Linked DNA regions of Homo sapiens: regions 2, 3 and 4 are each linked to region 1. Evidence: chromatin contacts called from ENCODE Hi-C or POLR2A ChIA-PET data. All regions are on one chromosome and are shown on one strand. Each heading gives the region's core, a stretch centred on a gene start or an enhancer-like site at or near the end of the contact. The rest is flanking DNA. Distances are from core to core; before and after follow the strand shown. Region 1 holds the start of LINC00462 (long intergenic non-protein coding RNA 462). Region 2 overlaps LOC105370198 (a long non-coding RNA gene). Region 3 overlaps LOC105370198 (a long non-coding RNA gene). Region 4 overlaps ITM2B (integral membrane protein 2B).

Evidence for each region. A loop is a pair of places that touch in the nucleus more often than their neighbours do. ChIA-PET counts read pairs that join two places held with the same protein, here RNA polymerase II (POLR2A). Pooled maps may share reads with other maps.
Region 2: a pooled map shows a loop between it and region 1 (2.5-fold over the local background). The contact joins the enhancer-like site here to the promoter of LINC00462 in region 1. A Hi-C loop is called at or near these places in 2 of 168 maps with a recorded cell type or tissue (CD14-positive monocyte and naive thymus-derived CD4-positive, alpha-beta T cell), 1 of 37 single-sample maps with no recorded cell type and 8 of 50 pooled maps. POLR2A ChIA-PET finds 5 or more read pairs at or near these places in 2 of 52 experiments (CD4-positive, alpha-beta memory T cell and activated naive CD4-positive, alpha-beta T cell).
Region 3: a loop to region 1 is called in a pooled map, with 2.9 times the contacts of the local background. The contact joins the enhancer-like site here to the promoter of LINC00462 in region 1. A Hi-C loop is called at or near these places in 1 of 37 single-sample maps with no recorded cell type and 9 of 50 pooled maps. POLR2A ChIA-PET finds 5 or more read pairs at or near these places in 2 of 52 experiments (CD4-positive, alpha-beta T cell and activated B cell).
Region 4: a loop to region 1 is called in a map of naive thymus-derived CD4-positive, alpha-beta T cell, with 3 times the contacts of the local background. The contact joins the enhancer-like site here to the promoter of LINC00462 in region 1. A Hi-C loop is called at or near these places in 1 of 168 maps with a recorded cell type or tissue (naive thymus-derived CD4-positive, alpha-beta T cell) and 5 of 50 pooled maps. POLR2A ChIA-PET finds 5 or more read pairs at or near these places in 3 of 52 experiments (BJ, common myeloid progenitor, CD34-positive and endothelial cell of umbilical vein).

What each region holds. Positions count from the first base shown.
Region 1 is chr13:48,579,116-48,582,868 of GRCh38, reverse strand. LINC00462 (long intergenic non-protein coding RNA 462) reads left to right here and starts at 1,968. Exons shown (of 3, transcript NR_051983.1): 1 at 1,968-2,028. The region is part of intron 1 of LINC01077 (long intergenic non-protein coding RNA 1077); the gene reads left to right. LOC105370202 (a long non-coding RNA gene) reads right to left here and starts at 1,678. Exons shown (of 3, transcript XR_941958.4): 1 at 1,603-1,678; 2 at 877-1,123. RefSeq lists enhancers at 3,246-3,295, 3,316-3,385.
Region 2 is chr13:48,153,902-48,157,654 of GRCh38, reverse strand. The region is part of intron 4 of LOC105370198 (a long non-coding RNA gene); the gene reads left to right. Among named protein-coding and RNA genes, the nearest start is that of MED4, 61 kb to the right of the region's middle. RefSeq lists an enhancer at 921-1,040. Within about 2 kb of position 1,639, at least 15 of the 41 ENCODE cell types and tissues checked have a DNase peak (open chromatin) inside an H3K27ac peak, as active enhancers do; they include CD14-positive monocyte, where a contact is called at or near this core.
Region 3 is chr13:48,192,509-48,196,261 of GRCh38, reverse strand. All of the region lies in intron 1 of LOC105370198 (a long non-coding RNA gene), which reads left to right. Among named protein-coding and RNA genes, the nearest start is that of ITM2B, 39 kb to the left of the region's middle. Within about 2 kb of position 1,726, at least 2 of the 41 ENCODE cell types and tissues checked have a DNase peak (open chromatin) inside an H3K27ac peak, as active enhancers do.
Region 4 is chr13:48,263,822-48,267,574 of GRCh38, reverse strand. It overlaps ITM2B (integral membrane protein 2B), which reads right to left. Exons shown (of 6, transcript NM_021999.5): 6 at 1-3,753. Among named protein-coding and RNA genes, the nearest start is that of ITM2B, 32 kb to the right of the region's middle. Within about 2 kb of position 2,139, at least 3 of the 41 ENCODE cell types and tissues checked have a DNase peak (open chromatin) inside an H3K27ac peak, as active enhancers do.

The DNA of each region.
Region 1 (3,753 bases), core at 719-3,218:
AACACAAGACATGCCCTTAAAAAGTACAGAATGTTGGCTAGGTGAGGTGGCTCTCAGCTGTAATCCCAGCACTTTGGGAGGCTAAGGTGAGTGGATCGCTTGAGGTCGGGAGTTCAAGTCGAGCCTAGCCAACATGGTGAAACCCCATCTCTACTAAAAATACAAAAAAATCAGCCGAGGTGGTGGCATGAGCCTGTAATGCAAGTTACTTGGGAGGCTGAGGCAGGAGAATAGCTTGAATCCAGGAGGCAGAGGTTGCAATGAGCTGAGATCATGCCACTGCACTCCAGCCTGGGCAACAGAGGGAGACTCGGTTTCAAAAAAAAAAAAAAAAAAAAGGTACAGAATGTTAGAGGAGTGAAGAGAAAGCAGTAATCAGGAAATAGTATTATAGCTTTAAAAAGATTCCCATTTTTACAAAGGTGAAAGTCAAGGCAAGTCAGATATGGTTCAAAGGGGGAAGCAGGTTCTATCAACGGGCAGTGGTCAGGTGGTGTAGGACCTGAAATATCCTGGTCTGACTTTCAAGGTGCTCCTCAGCAGACAGTGAATCATCTTAGTGTCTCCCGCTCACTCAGGCCCTATGGTGTAACTATCTTCGTCCACCCTGGGCACTTTGTCCAGCCACCCACCAGGCAGGAAACCTCTTGACCTGTCTGTATGAACAGACAGCTGCTGTAAACTGGCATTCAGCTTTTGCTAGACAGCTCCTGGAGGCCAAAGTCATCTTCCAGACCTAGAGAAGGATGAGTTATTTTCCAGGAGGACTACTCTTTAAAAAGCATGACACAGGCATATCACAGCCATGCCCTCTACGTGCCCCTGAAGGAAAGCTGTTAAAGACCAGAGCAAGAGTGGAGAGATAAGAAAAGCTACCTGAACATAAATGACCTCTTGCACACTGTTCTGTGGCCAGAGCATGGCCCCAGGGGAGCTGTGTTCCTCCTCCAGTGAATTAGACCAGCTGTCCACAAACTGAAGGATGTCACCCCTTAGATGGGATGTGTGTTCCACATCTTCAACTTCTGCATGTCCTCCTTAAAACTGATTGTCAGGGAAATTCCTGGGGTAGCTCAGTGGGCTGCTCCCCTGCCTCTTGTACCTTTCACAATCTCCCTTCTCTCTGTTTACAAGAGAAGACATACACCTTTTACCATCCTGAAACTTATAATACACCGTCCTGGTAATCCCAGCACTTTGGGAGGCCAAGGTGGGCAGATCACCTGAGGTCGGGAGTTCGAGACCAGCCTGACCAACACGGAGAAACCCAGTCTCTACTAAAAACACAAAATTAGCCAGGCATGGTGGCACATACCCGTAATCCCAGCTACTCGGGAGGCTGAGGCAGGAGAATCACTTGAACCTGGGAGGCGGAGGTTGCGGTGAGCCAACATCATGTCATTGCACTCCAGCCTGGGCAACAAAAGCGAAACTCCATCTCAAAAAAAAAAAAAGAACTTGCACCAAACAATGGGACAATAAGAAAATTTAGAGCTAAGACAGGAGAGTCCCATGAAAGTAAAACTCCTTTTGCTTTCTCAGAAGGCACCCCTAAAGGAGCAATGCCTGGGTCACCTGCGCCAGCTCTATCTAGTCACCTACCTCAGTGTTAGAAGTCAGCAGCGCAACGATGTCCTCCAAAGCACAGTTCTGTTGAATTTAAGTCAGTCAATGATATGGTTTGGCTGTGTCTCCACCCAAATCTCATCTTGAATTGCAGCTTCCATAATTCCCACGTGTTGTGGGAGGGTGCCAGTGGGAAATCATTGAGTCATGGGGGCAGTTTCCCACATACTGTTCTCATGGTAATGAATAAGTCTTTTCAAACAACTTTTCAACAATGTTGAACAGAATAAGTCTTTTCAACAATGAATTTCAAAGTCTTTTCATCAAACATTTGATGCTTTTATAGGGGTTTCCCCTTTCGTTTGGCTCTCTTTCTCTCTTGCCTGCTGCCATGTAAGACGTCCCATTGCTCTTCCTTCATCTTCCACCATGATTATGAGGCGTCTCCAGCCACATGGAACTGTGAGTCCATTAAACCTCCTTTTTTTTAAGAATTACCCAGTCTCGGATAAGTCTTTATCAGCAGCGTGATTAATACAGTCGAGTAAACTATTTTTCTGTCAGAAAGCAATTCAAAGTTAGCTGATTGGTCTGACAATGAGGGCTGGCTTTGCCCACCAGGTGATACAGATGGTGTTTTTCATAAACTAAACTGGATACGCTCAATCTGCAACTATTTAAAGCTCAGAAAATGTGTGGGAAAGAACATCCTTTGCAACTATTAAGGTGATAAGGCAAATTTAGATGTCAACTTAAAAACACGCAAGGAGGCACATGATTATTCACAATTATTTTAGGGGGGTATGTGAGAAAACTCTGGAAGACCATTGAATCTTCCAGTTCTCTTCAAATTAACCAGTGTTGGGAAGTTCGTTTAACCACCTAGAGTTGCGATCCTAGTTTTGCTCTGCAGAGGGCAGCATTGCTAAAATATTATTCGACTGTAAAGAAAGGATTTTTTTTTTTTTTTTAACAAGCTCTTTCTAGGCTAACTTACCTCTCCTGTCTTGTGGCATTTTTTTTTTAATTCTTAATTTTTAATTTTTGTGGGCACATAGTAGGTCTATATATTTGTGGGATACATGAGATATTTGGGTACAGGCATGCAATGCATAATAATCACATCATGGAAAGTAGGGTATCCATCCCCTCAAGCATTTATCCTTTGTGTTACAAACCATCCAACTATACTCTTTTAGTTATTTTTAAATGTACAATTAAATTATTATTGACTATAGTTACCCTGTTGTGCTATCAAATACTAGGTCTAAGCTTCAGCATTTATGGCCTCGAGGAGAGAGTTGCTATTTGACCAGAACAGAAATACAAAAGGCCTCTGTGTCAGGCACATTTTTCCAGGGCAGAAACAGCATTTTTTTTTCCTTTACTAAACAATTATCTGTCTTTCTGGAGTCTAACACAGTGCCCAGCACCAACAAGCGAGTGCCCAAAAAGTGTATGATGGATGAAAAGTAGTGCAGTCTCCAACTCCAGGGAAGCTTTGGGTTAAACATGCAAGACATGGCTCACCAGCATTCCTGAAACTCTAAAACCTGCCTTGATCAGATTGCTGTAAGTTCAAATAGTCCTTAGAAAGAGCAGCCACCACCTGGAAGGACTTTGGCACTGGCTGACACAAAATGGCCTGACTCCAGCTACACCTGGTTATGGTGCTCTTTGGTCCCCGGAAATCTTCTGATGCCATTTCACCAAGAAAGTCACATGATTTTCTTATAGTTGGTAAATTCTTTCCAGGCCTTAAATAAATGGCCAAAATTTTACACTTAAAGCGCAGGTTAAGTATGGAGACAAATTACCCATACTTCCCGGTGAATTCAGCTGTAACAGGAATTGAAACTTTCTCTCAAAAATAAGAAAGGGAAGGGAGATCAGGTCGAAAGAAAAAGCATGAAGTAATGAATTTTGACTCTGAGGCTCTCAGTTCCTCTTTTCCAACTTCGTGTCTCCTCCCTGTGGTGTTCAGCTCCTACCCCCAGCTAAGTGTCTGCACGTTATTTCTGGCTGCAGAAATTGTCTTCAGGCAAGTTTTAACTTGTGGGTGTTAACTGCTTCCACCAGGGCATTTGAGTATTTGTTTAATTTGAACTAAAATAAAGGGTTATGCTTCCTGTAAAGGGATCCCAGCATCAGGAACAAGTGTGCCAGGCAGCGTTTTCAGAGAACAGG
Region 2 (3,753 bases), core at 390-2,889, 420 kb after region 1:
TAGTAAAGTTCAAGTTATATTAAAAGTGAGGGGAGGCCAGGCATGTTGGCTTATACTTGTGATCCCAGCACCTTGGGAGGCTGAGGCAGGAGGATCATTTGAGAGCAGCCTGCGCAACTTAGAGAGCTCTCCATCTCAAAAAATAATAATAATAATAAATTAATAAAATAGAAAGGAAAGGACAGAGTCAGAGGAAGAAAAATATGGAGTTGGGAGGAGAGCACAATGTTTTTTGAGGCACATGATGATCCAGATAATCTGTTGAACTATACATTTCCCAGAGTTAATTGACTGATCTTTGCATTCAGTAGCCATTTGACTACTATGTTCAGTGTTTTAGGGATTCTAATTTTTTTTTTTTTTTGAGATGGAGTCTGGCTCTGTCGCCCAGGCTGAAGTACAGTGGCGCGATCTTGGCTCACTGCAACCTCTGCCTCCCGGGTTCAAGCAATTCCCCTGCCTCAGCCTCCCGAGTAGCTGGGATTACAGGCACCCGCCACCACACTGGGCTAATTTTTGTATTTTAGTAAAGACGGAGCTTCACCATGTTGGTCAGGATGGTCTCGAACTCCTGACCTCATGATCCGCCCGCCTCGGCTTCCCAAAGTGCTGGGATTACAGGCGTGAACCACTGCACCTGGCCTTTAGGGGTTCTAATTCTTGTATCTTTAGAATTGTATTTTTAAACCAAAGGTGCACATGGGAATCAGCAGGGAAACTTTTTCAAAATGTCCTTGCTAGTGTTTTAGAATTTTGCTCCTGGTTTAGCTAAAACCAGGTTCTTGTCACATGACCAAGAAAATTAGGCACGTGGACACATTGAAGGGTGAATAGAGCAGGATTTTATTGGGTGAAAAGGGAAAAATGAAAAAAAACCTCAGCAAAGCGAAAACAGGCTCCCCACTTCACAGATTGAATCCCAGGGCTCCTCCCCCTGCCTGTGACTCCACCCTGCTCCCCCAGGGCTCATGTGGGCATGCTCAGACAAGGCCCTGGGCAAGTTCCTTCGTCTGCACAAAAACATCTGATGTAAACACCTGTGGGGAGGGTTAGAGATTCTCCGGGGACCCCTTTTTATCTGCCTTGGCGTTTGGCTGTCTCATTAGGGCCTTACCCTCAGAAGTTCTGATTCAGAATGCCTCGGTAGGGTCTGAGTAGGAGTCTTTCAAAAACCTTGTCTAAGTGTTTGGATATTCATCGTGGTGGAAAATTCCATGGTGTTTAAGATGATCCACTGAGGTACTCAAGGAAAATATTAGAACTTCTAATTTTATTTTCTATTGCATCCTCTAAAAAAATCTCTACTTATTTGGATGTTAGTATTGTACTGATATTGATATGACATGTATAACCTGCAAATAAATACATTTACATATTTGAGGGTATGCTGAAATGTTTTTCTTATAAGGATGTACAATCAAAAAATTAGGAAACAACTAATGGCTTCAGAAGATTCATTATAAGTGGGATAACTCGTGTGCAACTGAATTGAAAACTCTTCTCTGGGCTGAGGTAACAATAACCTAAGAAATTTCACACAACGGATGATGACTCATTGTGACCTACTTCATTTCCTGCTTATAGCTGTATTATTTTTTATTGGTCTTGTGTCACAATTTGTGGGTACATTACCTTCTCCATGTCAGCCACAGCTGTCTCCTTTGTAAATATACATGCACATACATGCAGATACATGCAGATATGACAGAGCTCAGCACTTGGGAACCACTCAAAGCCTTAAAGGCTGATCATTATTTTGCAGTTTTTACATGCTATACTCTCATAGCTGCTTTGAAAAAAATGAACTAGATTATCTTAAAAAGCAAAACAATTCTTGCCAGGCACTTGGCTCACGCCTGTAATCCCAGCACCTTGGGAGGCTGAGGTGGGCGGATCACAAGGTCAAGAGTTTGAGACCAGCCTGACCAACATAATGAAACCCCGTCTCTACTAAAAATACAAAAATTAGCTGGGTGTGGTGGCACACACCTGTAATCCCAGCTACTCAGGAGGCTGAAGCAGGAGAATCGAAGCAGGAGAATCGCTTGAACCCGGCAGGGGGAAGTTGCAGTAAGCTGAGATTGCGCCATTGCACTCCAGCCTGGGTAACAGAGAGAAACTCCATCTCAAAAAAAAAAAAAAAAAAAAATGTGAAACAATTTGCGATAATTAATAGTTTGTAACTAAAACATTGATTAAACAATAAAACAACAGAAAAAATTAAAGAGTGATAAGTAAATCTCCCAACTTCCAGGTGCAGATGGAGAACAAAACACACACACAGACACACACATCTGGCCTTCAGGGTTGCTATTGAGAAGTCTGATGCCATTCTGATTTGTCATCCTTTAGGTAGGACTTGTTTGCTCCTCCTCTTTGGAAGCCTGTAGCATCTGTTCTTTGTCCTCACTGTTTTGAGCTATCACACTGGTGTGCCTTAGTGTGGGTCTATTCTCTTTGTGCTGGCATTTGGCATTTTTTATCTTTCTGATAAAAAGGGAAGAAATGATAGCAACAACATTTTTTTTCAACTCCCCATAGCAACAATATTTTGAAAGCTAGAAAGTAAGAAGTGTGGCCAACAATACAACAGACCTAGGAAAACTGAATCCTAAGTCAGCAGTGAGGAAATTTGAGAAACCAACCAGAATCCCACAAAGGCTCAGGAATTGGCAGCGCCAGGTTCCTGGAAGTGATGTGGGGCCTCCTAAAACTAGGAGTGGTTCAAAGTCTGTTTAGGAAGCAGTTTGACTCTCAGGTCCCTCCCCTCTCTGCACAACCAGGCCGGTAGCCTGTCCGCACCGCAGAGTCTATAACAGAAGGTCCACAGATAGGAGGACACTGGGCAGAGATGAGGGCTGGGTGCTGTGCTGGAAACCGAGAAATTAAGTGGACAGACACTGAGACCCACTGCTCTTTCCCCAGTGAGCTCCCATGATGTGGTGGCCAGAATTATATCCTTTGAGCATGAGCCCGGAAGAGTCTTCTAAGGGGAATTTGATCTCCCCAAGAGTGAAAATTTAAAGGCAGTGCTGTGTGGGTCCTTTAGCCAGATAACCCAGCCAGAACGTGTCGTGGAGCCTCTGGCCAACAAGGCCCTATTGGTTCAAAATATCTACTCAGCTTTTTAGCTCCATTCTTAAATATTAACAGATAATCAAGGTTTAACAGGCACTGAGGAAAACCTCTCACATGAAAAACAGAGACCAAGATGAATAGGAAAAAGCAACTTCAAGGAAAGAGAGACTGTACAGGTTGAAGAAAATGTCAAATATCCTCTGATTAATATCCTCAGAGGTAAGACATATAACCATCAAAAAGGAATATAACATTAGTAAAAGGAGCATTCAGGGAACACATAAGAGCTCTTGGAAATTAGAAATATGATAACAAAATTAAAAATTCAATAAGAGTTAGAAAATAAAGAAAAGCAAATCTCTCTGAAATTAGAGCAAAAGAGAAAACAGAAGGACAAACGAAAGGAAATACAAGAAAATCAGGAAAATATAGCTGGGCTTGGTGGCAGGCACCTGTAATCCCAGCTACTTGGGAGGCTGAGGCATGAGAGTTGCTTGAACCTGGGAGGCAGACGTTGCAGTGAGCCGAGATTGCACCACTGCACTCCAGCCTGGGCGACAGAGCGAGACTCTGTCTCAAAAAAAAAAAAAAAAAAAAAGAAAGGAAAATCAGGAAAACAGAACAGAAGGTTTAATATTGCAAATAGGATTTCCAAAAAGAGTGAACAGAGAAACC
Region 3 (3,753 bases), core at 477-2,976, 390 kb after region 1:
TTAGGGCAGTGAAATGACTCTGTATGTGCTATAAAGATGGAAACATGTCATTATACATTTGTCAAAACCCATAGAATGTACAACAACAATTGATAACAACATTGATAACGATTTTTCAACGTGGGTGCATTAATTATAATTGTTAAATAAAATTTAAATTAGGTCATTGATTTGGACTGAGTTCCTGCACTAGGCCCCAACAGACCAAACCAAAATATGGTCATTCATGCTGAAGTTCTGTGCCACCAAACCGAAACTAAGTTGTTTATCTGAATTTCCAAGAAATCCGGAGAGAGAGAGATAATATCCAAATCCTTGAATAAGCCGTTTTTAACCAACATTCTAAAGAAGTTGCCTTGGCTTTAACCTTTACTGGGAAAGTAACTTTGAAATGACCAATCCACTTTTTCATCCTTATTTCTGCTTTCTTCAGCCTGTTTCTTTTCCTTCTTTGTTTTTTTCTTTTTGAGATGGAGTCTCACTCTGTCGCCCAGGCTGGAGTGCAGTGGCGCAATCTTGGCTCACTGCTACCTCCACCTTCCAGGTTCAAGCAATTCTCTGCCTCAGCCTTCCGAGTAGCTGGGATTACAGGCACCTGCCACAACGCCCAGCTAATTTCTATATTTTTGGCAGAGACCAGATTTCACCATCTTGGCCAGGCTGGTCTTGAACTCCTGACCTCATGATCTACCAGCCTTGGCCTCCCAAAGTGTTGGGATTACAGGCGTAAGCCACTGCACCTGACCTCTTCAGCCTTTTTCTGTCTATAAATACCCATTGACCATGTTGCAGAGGATAGTTTTCTGAGCCTCTCTGGTTTTGAGGGCTGCCCAACTCAAGAATTGTCCTTCGCTCAAACAAACTCTGTTGCATTTATTTTGTCTAAAGTTTTTCTTTTATCATAACAAATGTACCATACTGGTTCGGAATTTTGCTGGTGGAGGAGGTTGTACATATGTAGGGACAGGGATATATAGGAACCCTCCGTACCTTCTACTTGGTTTTGCTGTGAAGCTCAAGTTACTCTTAAAAAATAAAGTCTAGGCCGGGCGCAGTGGCTCACACCTGTAATCCCAGCACTTTGGGAGGCCGAGGCAGGCAGGTCAAGAGATCGAGACCATCCTGGCCAACAGAGTGAAACCCCGTCTCTACAAAAAATACAAAAATTAGCTGGGCATAGTGGCATGCGCCTGTAGTCCCAGCTACTTGGGAGGCTGAGGCAGGAGAATTTCTTGAACCCAGGAGGCAGAGGTTGCAGTGAGCCAAGATCGCACCACTGCATTCCAGCTGGTGACAGAGTGAGACTCCATCTCAAAAAAATAAAAAATAAAAAAAGTCTATTAAAAAAATAGTTACCATAGTAAATTTTATGTTCTGTGGTGTTTTTTTAAACCACAATTTAAAAAATTATGTCTTTTCTTTATTCCCCATTCCCCAATCCCATTTGCCAGCAACAAAGACCATTAACAGTGTCCATATTTTTAATCAGATTTTAAACTTCACACTCTTTTATTTCCAAATGATTATTTGAAGACAAATACTGTGTTCAGAGTATTTGAAGGCAAACACTATGCTCAGAAAGAAGTCCCGACTCAGAAAATACAAATCTGAGAGTCCCTGGCATGGGTGTGATACTTCTATCATGGGAGTGGACAAGCTCTTTAGGGACTATGTGCACAGAAAGCAGAAGAAGCTAAGGGGAAACCCAGGGAAACCTAGATTAAAGAGTCAGAGAGAGAAGGGGAAGTCTGCCAAGAATGAGAAACAAACAAAGAACTAATAGAAAAGCCATGAGCCCAAGGGCAGATAACATTTTAATAATAAATGTGGCCAGGCGCAGTCGCTCATGCCTATAATTTCATCATTTTGGGAGGCTGAGATGGGAGGATTACCGGAAGTTAGGAATTTGAGACCAGCCTGGCCAACATGGTGAAACCCCATCTCTACTAAAAATACAAAAATTAGCCTGGCATGGTGGCATGCATCTGTAGTCCCAGCTACTTAGGAGGCTGTGGCAGGGGAATTGCTTGAACCCCAGAGCCAGAGGTTGCAGTGAGCTGAGATCATGCTACCGTACTCCAGCCTGGGTGGCAGAGCAAGACTCCGTCTCAGGAAAAAAAAAAATGCATAAGTCAAAACCACAATGAGATATCATTTCACACCCATTAGGATGGCAATTATCAAAAAACCCGAAAAGAACAAATGTTGGAGAGGGTATTAAAAAGTGCATTGCTGGTGGGAATGTAAAATGGTGTATACACCGTGGAAAACAGTATGGTGGGTTCTCAGCAAGTTAAAGATAGACTGTTTAATATCGAATGTTTGGTATGATGCAACAGTTCTACTTCTGGTTATACACCCAATAGAACTGAAAGCAGGGACTCAAATATTTGTACACCAATGTTCATAGCAGCACTACTCACAATAGCCAACAGGTGGAAAGAATGCAGATGTCCATTGATCAATGAATGGATAAACAAAATGTAGTTTATACATACAATGGAATATTATTCAGCCTAAAAAGGAATGAAGTTCTGATTCATGCTATGATGTGGATGGATCTTAAAAACATGCTGACCAGGTGTGGTGGCTCATGCCTGTAATTCCAGCAGTTTGGGAGGCCGAGGTTTGTGGATCACTTGAGCCCAGGAGTTTGAGACCAGCCTGGGCAACATGGCAAAACCTCGTCTGTACACAAAATACAAAAATTAGCCCAGGATTTTGTGGTCCTTGTAGTCCCAGCTACTCAGGAAGCTGAGGTGGGAGGATCGCTTGAGCCCAGGAGACGGAGGTTGCAGTGTGTGGAGATTGTGCCACTGCACTCCAGCCTGGGTAACAGAGTGAGATCCTGTCTCAAAAACAAACAAACAAGCAAAACCATTATGCTAAGTAAAATAAGCCAACCACACACAAAAAAATTGCATAATTCTGCTCATATGAGCAGAATTATAGAATTTAGAATTTAGAATAGGCAGAATCATAGTGACAGAGTAGAATTGATGTTACCAGGAGCTGGGGGAGGAAAAATGAGGAGTTATTGTTTAATGGGTTCAGAGTTTCAATTTGGGAAGTTAAATAATTTCTAGAGATGGATGGTGATGTTAGTTGCACAGCAATTTGAATGTACTTAATGTCACTGAACTGTATATTTAAAATGGCTGAAATAATAAATTTTATGTTATAGGTGTTTTATCACAACAAAAAGAGGAATAAATGCATAAAGAAGCCGAACACAAAAGAGTACATACTGTTTGAGTTTATTTATATGAAGTTCAAGAACAGGCAAACCTAACTGGAGGTGGGGGTACAGCCATAACAGCAGTTACCTTGGTGTATGCATGTGGGAAGGAAATTGGAGAAAAGAAGAAACAAACTGTACATTCAAGGAGTTTGAAAAGGGGACAAATATTGTTATAAATAAAGGGTAATGTTGGCTAGGAAGCCTAGCTTTTTTTTAGGAAGGGGAAAATTGAATGTATTTTTAGTTCGAGAAACAGATGGAGAGAGAGGGAAGGATGACAATGCAAGAGAGGGAAGAGACAGATGACATCCGGAGGTGTGAGGGGAGGGAACAAAAAAGGGAGGGTGGGATTAGCCTTGGAAAGGGGTAGGGACGTATCTTCCACCGTGCTTATGAGAAAAGGGAGCAAGAATGGGTGAGGATTGACTAAGCGAGGAAGTGGAAGGGAAACACATCAAAGGAGTCAGAATTGCATAGTTTTTCTTTTCTTTTCTTTTTCTTTTCTATTATCT
Region 4 (3,753 bases), core at 890-3,389, 320 kb after region 1:
GAGAATAATATCATGCCATGGTTATACAAAGACATTTCTATGGGGAGCTAAAGGAAGGCACTCATAATTTTTTAGAGTGTCAGCTAGCTGCAGGGCTAGAATCTAGGGACTCATTCCAGAGACATGAAGGATTCTCAAATTTCACAGGCTCATCTTCCTGGATGCCTCAGCAGTGTTTCTGACAGAACTTGGGTTATCAGATAATTAGGGGTTAAATAAAGTGTAATGTTCCCTGGAGTTGATTAAAACTAGATAAGTTGTAGCTGTTACACTAGTATTTGGCTAATTATGTTTTAAGAAATGTTCTAAGAACTTGCCGTATTCATACCCAAATGGAAAACTATTCCTGCATCTTAGTCTGAAGGCTTAATGGATATATTTATCCCTGACATTCTGAAAGCTCTTCTCTCTCCTTTCATGCTTCCCAGCAGGGGCATAATTGGCAAATCAAGAAGGGCAGTAATTTTTTGTGCAGGACTCCCGGACTTTTAAGACATTTAGCATCCTGCCTGGCCTCATCTACTAAATACAAATGGCATCCTCTAGTCCTGTGACAATCAAAAATCCCCCCTACATTTTAAAATGTAGTGCCAATCCCTTTTGATAATCACTGGGCCTTAAAAGAATGTTGGTATGTTTTAAATGTGGAAAACCATCTGGCCCAAAAATACTATCCTAGAAGAAGGTGGCATTATGGAAGAAGACATAATCTTGGCTTGAAACATTTGTGGATATATATACACTTCTGTCATATGAAAATCTTAATATGGCCCCCACAGAACATTTTACTTAAAATGAGGCTCTAACTTTGAACAACAAGCCCATCAAGATGAAATAGCCTCAAAGTATAACCCTTACTAGCTGAACTCCATTTCATGGAGTTAATCCATGAAATGTAGCTCATTCATTCAACAAACATTAATTTCCATCTGAATAATGAAGATTGTCTGCCCAAAAAAACCCCCTTTGGTTTTAGTGAAGTAGATACCGTATTTCCTTTTTTTCTAGCTATAGTTACCAGATGTTTATTCCTTCCTTCAGTGTCAAGAAAACCTATTATGTGCCAAATACTGAGGACACAGTATGAGCATTTTGCTAATAGTCTAGAGGAGGACTTCATGAAGACAGGTGATGAAGTATCATGAAAGGTATGAGAAATAGAGAGCTATGGTGGCATCTCTGAGGAAACTTTTAGTCTGAGATCTGAAAGATGAGTAAGAGTTAACTTTTCTTTGTGGAGGGCAGGGGGTAGAGTGGGGACAGAGACAACTGTTTCAGGCAGGGCTGCAAGCTTATATGAGGCCAAAACTAAAAGGCTAGGATGCAAACAGAGAAATGGTGAGAGAAGTCTAGTGAGGGCAGGATTTTAGGGCTTGAAAAAAGGATTTTCTCTTAAGTGCAGCAGGACACCATCACTGAATCTTATATTCAAGGCAACTCACTCAGACCCATGGGGATGAGATCTGAGGAGAAAGTCAGACAACTGGTTGGGAAATATAATACCCAGAATAAAAATGACAGTGGGCAAGACTAGGGTGGTACGGGAAGGAATCATTCATTCATTCAATAAATAAGAGCTGCAACTATGTGTCAGGTGCCCTACTAACGTATTGAGCAGTCTAGTGGTGGAAATCTATTAACCAAACAAGCAACAAGGACAAAATATAAAATATTAATTATATTCAAGTCACAAAAAAGAGACAGATGATGCTATGAGACTGAGAAACAAGAGAAGCCTTTCCTAATGGTTCAGGAAAATCTTCTCTTGAGGAAGGGTCACCTGAACTAAATTCTGAAGGTTGAGTGGAAGCTAACTGAAGGGTGTCGGGTGAGGAGATGGAAATAATCTTCAGGAAGTAAGAATAGCATTTACCAAGAAACAGTAAGTCAGGCAATGTGGTAGGACACTAGGAGCAAAGAGGGGTGTGATTAAGATGAAGCTGGAGAGTGGGTTGGGACTGGACTGTGCAGCATTAAGTATTTTGGTCTTTATCCTAAGAACCAGGGGAAGCCAGGAAAGTGTTTTAAGCTGGGGTGTGACAATGAAACCATCAAGTTCGTGTTTTGGAAAGATTGTTGTGGCTTACGGGTGGGTGTGGGGAAGCAGAGAGAACCACTAGAGCAGAACAGCAGGAAGCTGCTAGGAGGTGGAGGACACAGTGACTGTGAAGACTGTGGGGTTTCTGGCTTGGGTTTCTTAAATATCCTCCATTTGCGACGGGGATAAGACCACACTGTTTGGAAAGAAGAAGGCGTTTGCATCTGCTTAGTCACTAGGGCAAGAACTAGGTCATTTTGTGTCACACATTATTGTATCGCACGTTAAACTGTTGGGGAATGGGACTGAGGAAGGAGGATGGTAGAAGGGCGGGAACATTTACTTTTTACCTTCAAAAACTGTATTATTTGATATTTTTACAATGAAAATATAAACACAAATGCAAGCTTAAAAATCAGATACAGAAGTCCCATCAAATTATTTTAAGTGGGAGGAAGCTAGGATTATCTTGTTTTATACCACTTAGGTCTCAATTTTGACCCCTAAGCCCACTCCCACTCATCCTGCTTCTCAGAACCAATCTGCAATAGGTGGCTGGAAGATTAAAAGTGTGGAATCTACAACCCATACATGTGTGCTATCAGGAAATAATTTATGGCCTCAAAATTCAGTAAATATTTCAAAAAAAATCTTAAATTGTGCTTAATTTTTTCAGTAAGATAAAAGCCTAAAATGATCAATAGAGAGCTGAGACTAAATCATGCTTCTTCCTCAAAAAAGCATTAGCCACAAAGACTCAGAAAGAAGAACGCTAGCAATAACTTTGGACAAGATATTGAACGAACTGATGGCTGTGTAGCTTTGTGGAAATGAAGAAATGTTCTTTTTCTAAATAGATACACATGAAGTCCTTATCTAGGAACCTAAGTCCCAAAGAGTTAAACATGCAAAGATTAGTGTGCAATAGAGTAGGATTTATATAACTCTGGGCAACAAACTCTTTGCTAGGTGGAAGAGAAGATGTCTAGTAAACTACTAAATGTTCACTTAGCAGAATCTTAGAGATTCTGCCCATATTAATTCATAACCACATTCAAACATAGAATCTAGACCTTTTCTATTCAATAATCCATTTGCCTTTTCATTTGCATTATTAATCAGCCTTTAAGTTTTACACTCCTACTTCTATTATTCGAGATAAACAACATTTAGGACACTGTGTACATTTTTTTTTCTTGCTTCTCACTAATATGGGTGTGGAATCTAAAAAGGGATACAGGGAAAGCAGAAGTGAACAATTACACATTACAAAACAAGATCAGTGTTTGCTTGCTAACATATAGCAGTGATAGGTTTCAAAAAAGGCACTGTCAACAACTGTACAGAGCTGTATGAAGCATTTTCATGCCTATTATTTTAATTCTCAGCCACCTCTTAAGCCAGATTCTCCAGATTCTCACTCCTGCATCACAAAAGAGCAATCACGGCCAACAACTTGTCAAGATTTATATAGTCTCATCTTGACTTCTGTACTTTTTTTTTAAACCAATGCAATAGGGGCAGAATGTGTTGCAAAGCAGCAAACTAGAGCTATCTTAGATAAATAAATAAATACACACACACACACATATGATGGGGTGCATTATGGAACTTGCTATGGTTTGAATGTTTGTGTCCCCCCAGAATTCATGTTGAAATCCTTACCCCCAAGGTGACAGTATTAGGAAATGGGGCCTTTGAGAGGTGTTAGGTCA